2 separate regions of the Homo sapiens genome follow, and region 1 is linked to region 2. A link is an interaction called in ENCODE POLR2A ChIA-PET data of the cell type or tissue named here. Cell type or tissue: Panc1. All regions are shown on one strand. Each heading gives the region's core, and the rest is flanking DNA. Links, peaks and the distances in the headings are about the cores only. Region 1 overlaps JAKMIP1 (janus kinase and microtubule interacting protein 1). Region 2 overlaps JAKMIP1-DT (JAKMIP1 divergent transcript).

Region 1 (2,908 bases), core at 409-2,908, 76 kb before region 2:
TTATAAAAATGATACTCAAGGAGCTCATAATGAAATAATATGGCCCAACAGAACACCAAAAAAACCTCATAATGACAAATCTGAATGAAAATCACAAAGACAATGCCCATGCCAGCCAGAATTTTAAAGTTAGCTAAGCTCCTGAATATTCTATAGGCAGACCTCCGCTCCTGCTCAGTGCCAAGGTACCTCCATTGATAATGGGGATGGTGACTTCGAGCACAAGCTCTTTGAAAGCCTTAGAAGACGTACAACCATAAACATTTTGTTTCCATATGAAAAAGGTTAGAACAAGTACTCCGTATTATTTATACTTTCAGAGGGAGGGAAGGAGAGCAATAGAGAGACAGAGCCCATGTTAAACTCAATTCCTTAAAAAGCAAATGAACAAGAGTTCTCAAAGAAATTAATCCTTCCCAGCCTGACGCAAGCAGATTCATTCATCTCCCCTCTGCAACTCTGTTCCTTCTGTGGGTCTAGTTTCTAGCCATGATGTTAATGCCTGATAGTGGGTGGTGGGCAGGGGGCGCATGGAGGGAGAATCATTGTTTTACCAAGTTTCTTGCAAAGCTAATTTTGCCCTGGGACCATGCTTCCCAACAACAATGTGTCCTCCTGGCCTTGGCACCCCAGCAAGTGTGTTCCCCACGGTGTCCTTGGCAAATCTGCCACACAGTTCCTGACATTTCCCAGATTCCCTTGCAGGAGGTAGGGGTCATATGACTAGACCTGACCTGTGTCACTTCTGGGCTAAAGCTCTTAAAAGCTCACATCACTCTTCTCTCTCTTCTTGGCTGCAGGGACCTTTGAAGCCATGCATTGAGATGGTTGGATGACCAGACGGAGGGGGCTGGATCCCTGAATCACCCACTGGAGTGGGCCTGCACTAGAGCATGTGTGAATTAGAATGGACTGATATGGTTAGGCTTTGTGTGCCCACCCAAATCTCATCTTAAATTGTAATCCCCCTGATCCCCAGGTCGAGGGAGATGCCTGGAGGAAGGTGACTGGATCACAGGGGCAGTTCCCCCATGCTGTTCTCATGATAGTGAATGAGTTCTCACAAGATCTGATGGTTTTATAAGTGTTTGACAGTTCCTCCTTCACATACTCGCTGTCTCCCGCCTGCCGCCATGTAAGACATGCCCTTTCCCCTTCCACCATGATTGTAAGTTTCCTGAGGCCTCCCCAGCCATGTGGAACTGTGAGTCATTAAACCGCTTTTCTTTATAAATGACCCAGTCTCAGGTAGTATCTTTATAGCAATGTGAGAACAGACTAATATACAGACCTTTTGGGGTTTCTTTGTTACTGCAGCCTTGCCTCATCAAACCTGACTGATGCTCTCTTCTTGAAATGCCCCTCCCCGTCTTTTCCACCTGTTCATCTTCTTTAAAATTCAGCTTGGGCATCACCTCCTCTGGGATGCTTTAGCTGGCACCACTTCCCACCCCTAGGCTGGGTCAAGGGCTTCCTCTGCATACCAATAGTTCCTCAAGCTTCCCTGTCTCACAGCTCTGATCACGCTGTGCTGGTGTTGCCCATCCCCGCCACCAGACTCGGTGCCCATGACAGCCAGGCCTGTTGCCTCAACCTCCCAAGAGCCTGGCTCGGTGTCTGCCAGAATCAAAGCAGCTCTTGAGTGCCTGTGAAATGGACTCAATCTGTCCACACGATGGTGCCACAATGCCCTCTTTCACACATGCAAATACTGCACCAGGCCTGGGGAGGCAGAGATGAGCCACATCCTCTCTCCCCCACCAGAGCCTCAAGCCTAGCATGGGAGGGTGGCGCATGCATAAATAAAGACAGCCCAAAACACGCAGTGTAGATGCAGATAAACCACGGTGGATGCCCAGAGGCAAGAGAAGTGTCTTCTAGCTGGGGACTCCACACACAAGACAGCGTCTGGGCTCCCTGGCAGGCCCTGGACATGTAGAGATGGCAGGTGTAGGGCTCGTGTATCTCTGGTCTGGTATCGTTGGGGCAGAGCTGCTCAGTCTCCATGGGGGCCACTCCTCCCCATCCTCTCCCATTCTCAAGCCATGGTATATGGGCTGACTCGTGTCCCTCCAAAATTCTTATGTTGAATCCCCAACCCCCAGCACCTCAGGACTTCATGTTTGGAGACAAGGTCTTTATGGAGGTAAGTTAGGTAAAATGGGGCTGTGGATTAGGGTGGGACCTAATCCAAGATGACGGATGTCCTAACAATACGAGGAAAATAGGACACAGACACATAGAAGGAAGACCATGTGAGGACATGGGGAGAAGACGGCCGTCTACAAGCCAAGGAGAGAGGCTTCGGAAGAAACCAACCCTGGTGGCAGCTTGATCTCGGACTTCCAGTCTCCAGAATTGGGAGCAAATGTCTGTGGTGTGAGCCGCCCAGTCTGTGGAGTCCATCATGGCAGCCCCTGAAGACTGATACAGAGATGCTCCTTGAGCTGCCCGACCCCACTCCACGGACGGGGATTTCCCAGGTCCAGCCTGGCCTAGCCTTGATAAAAAAGCCATCGCATACACAGCATTTTGCAGATTAAAATAATCTAGTTCCCTGCATACCACTGCATCAACCATACCACCCCCGCTGAGAAGTTGCTTCTTGCCCCATGTTACCTATGACAAACCAGAGGCTCTGAGAGCCACAGCCAGCCTGGACTTGAACCCAAGCCTTCTAAGGCCCATCCCACTGGTTCTTCCCCTAAACCACACTGCCCAGCACAATGCTGGCTCACACAGAACTTCTTACTAACAGTTTCAGATAGCCACCTAACACCTTGGCAGAGGCTGGTGTCAGAGGACTTAAGAAATGGTGGGGGGAGAGGTGGGGGGGGACAGCAAAAATAAGGAGTGAATGAAGTGTCCCTTCAACATGGACCGAGGCTGGGCACAGTGGCTCACACCT
Region 2 (2,920 bases), core at 421-2,920:
ATGGTTGCCAGGACTTGGGGAAGGGAAGAGAGAAATGGCTGTGGCTATAAAAGCTGAGCCTTCTATAAAAGCTATAAAAGCTGTAGCTGAGGCTTCTTTGTTTAGAGCTGTTCTGTATCTTGACTGCGGTGCTGGGCACACAAACCTACACGTGATAAGAGACATAGCACTAAACATGCACACACAAGTTCATGTTAAACCAGAGATGTCTGAATAAAGGGGGATGGATATGGGATCTCTCTGAATTATTTCTTACAACTGCATGTGAATCTATAACTATCTCAAAAATTTTAAGACAGTGGTGCGCACTGTCCATCTTTTGGTGAACATGAAGGTAGCTGATCCAGGCTTTTGCACGGCATAAGGCTCCTCCCTTGGGCAGGGAGATGGGACCAGGGGCCTGTGGGATTTTCCTCCAGGAACAGGGTGGGTCTGGCCAAGGTGACTGTCACCTGTAATCCCAACATTTTGGGAGGCCGAGGTGGGTGGATCACCTGAAGTCAGGAGTTTGAGACCAGCCTGGCCAACATGGCAAAAGCCCATCTCTACTAAAAAAAAAAAAAAAAAAAAAAAATTAGCTGGGCATGGTGCCACACGCCTATAGTCCCAGCTACTAGGGAAGCTGAGGCAGGAGAATTGCTTGAACCCAGGAGGTGGAGGTTGCAGTGAGCCGAGATCATGCCATTGTACTCCAGCCTGAGTGACAGAGCAAGACTCTGTCTCAAAACAAACAAACAAACAAACAAACAAAAAAACAGTGTGGATCAGCCGTGAGGGCTGTGAGGCAGGCTGAGTCTCCAAGTTCTCCATCACAGACCAGCACAGGGAGAGTCTGGCCAGCGACAGGGTCCCTAGGCCTGGGCATTCTTCTTTCTTTTCTACCTTTCAATGAAAACAGCTTTCTGTGGGCTCTTTCTGTTTCCATGAATAATACATGTCATTGTAAAGAATTCAAACAGTACAGGCAGATATAAAGAAGAAACCAAAGGTCACCTTGAATCTTGCTAGCCAAGGGTAATCCCGCGAACACTCAGGTGACCCTCCCTTCGTGCTTCTGCTCATGAGCAGATACATGTGTGTAATTTTCCAGGAATGCGCTTATTTTATGCATGATGTTTTTATTATGGATACTTCCTCCTCCCCCTCCCATATCATATCCCCCACCAAATAGCTCATGTTAACAACCTAGCTTGTTTTATTTCACATTTTTTATATTTTTCTCCATAAGAATAAATAACTACATTCATATATACATACATACATATGGGGGGTTGGGGGTCATTGTTTTACAAAACGAATTCATGATAATCACATTTTCTGCTTCTCACTTTTCACACTCATCAACACCTCGTGCAAATTCCTGCCAGCATCTGGGGAAATCTCTAGACTGACAGGCTGAGGCCATCCCACAGTTCACAGAGCCTTTTCCTATGGGTTAATGTCCCTTTGTCATTACCAACCGACAGCCATGGGCGCTAAATATTCTTACACAAACCCTCAGATAGCAGGACTACTTTTATTTCTATGGGATGGATTCCCAGGAGTGGAATGGCTGGTTGGAAGGTCTAAACTTTTGTCTGTCTGTTTGTTTGTTTTTTGTTTGTTTGAGACAGAGTCTTGCTCTGTCACCCAGGCTGGAGTGCAATCTCAGCTCACTGCAACCTCCGCCTCGCAGGTTCAGGCGATTCTCATGCCTCGGCCTCCTAAGTACCTGGGATTACAAGCACACACCACCACCCCCAGCTAACTTTTCTATTTTTAGTAGAGATAGGGTTTCGCCATGTTAGCCAGGCTGATCTTGAACTCCTGACCTCAAGTGACCCACCCACCTTGGCCTCCCAAAGTGCTGGGATTACAGGTGTGAGCCACCGTGCCTGGCCAAAAAGGTCTAACCTTTTTAATTTACATTTTTAAATTAGCAAATAATAATTGTCCATATTCAGGAGGTACATAGTGATTTTGTGATACATATAATGTGCAGTGATCAGATCATGGCAATTAGCATAGCCATCATCTCAGATGTTTATCATTTCTTTGTGTTGGGACCATTCAAAATCCTCCTTTTTGAAAAAAATAAAATAAAAATAGGGGCCAGGTGTGGTGGCTCATGCCTGTAATCCCAGCACTTTGGGAGGTCAAGGCAGGTGGATCACCTGAGGTCAGGAGTTCGAGACCAGCCTGGCCAATATGGTGAAACCCAGTCTCTACTAAAAATACAAAAAAAAAAAAAAAAAAAATTAGCCAGGCGTGGTGGCGGGTGCCTATAATCCCAGCTACTTGGGAGACTGAGGCAGGAGAATGGCTTGAACCCGGGAGGCAGAGGTTGCAGTGAGCAAAGATCGCGCCATTACACTCCAGCCTGGGCAACAAGAGCGAAACTTCGTCTCAAAAAAAAAAAAAAAAATAGGCAGATTACCTTCCCAAGACTCTAACACACACCCTTCTGCTTCAATGTATTTCCTGCATTGCCAACCTCAACCCACGCTGCAGCATGTGTAAATGTTGTCACTCTGATGGGTGCAAAGTGATGTGTCCTTGTTATTTTAATTTGCGTTTCTCTGTCCATTGGTGGATTTGAGCACCTGGTTTTATATATATTTATATATATATATATATATATATATATATATATATATATATATATATACACACACACACACACACACACATTATGTATATATTGCATATATATACACACACACACACACACACATATATATATGATTTGCTCTTTTAGATTTGATTTGCACTTTTGAGGTTTGTCTATTCTCTATCCCTTGCCCACTTTTAGTAGGGACATTTTGTCTTGTGCGCTGTTACGGCTCTCAGCATAACAATGACCCCTTTGCCTGTCGCCAACGTTCAAGCACTTTTTCCAGATCCAGCATTCATCTTTTGACTTCATGGCATCTTTTACCAC

The links. Peaks named below come from ENCODE experiments on the same cell type or tissue, not always from the same donor. Only the 100,000 strongest peaks of a DNase experiment are listed, where the experiment ranks them.
Region 1: POLR2A ChIA-PET joins it to region 2 with 5 read pairs; 4 of 35 experiments call an interaction of 5 or more read pairs at or near these places.

What each region holds. Positions count from the first base shown.
Region 1 is chr4:6,133,080-6,135,987 of GRCh38, forward strand. The region is part of intron 1 of JAKMIP1 (janus kinase and microtubule interacting protein 1); the gene reads right to left. Among named protein-coding and RNA genes, the nearest start is that of JAKMIP1, 66 kb to the right of the region's middle. RefSeq lists enhancers at 1,516-1,565, 1,846-2,035. In Panc1, for the core only: no CTCF peak of the experiment used is centred there; a DNase peak (open chromatin) is centred at 1,692.
Region 2 is chr4:6,209,075-6,211,994 of GRCh38, forward strand. The region is part of intron 1 of JAKMIP1-DT (JAKMIP1 divergent transcript); the gene reads left to right. Among named protein-coding and RNA genes, the nearest start is that of JAKMIP1-DT, 9.8 kb to the left of the region's middle. In Panc1, for the core only: no CTCF peak of the experiment used is centred there; no DNase peak of the experiment used is centred there.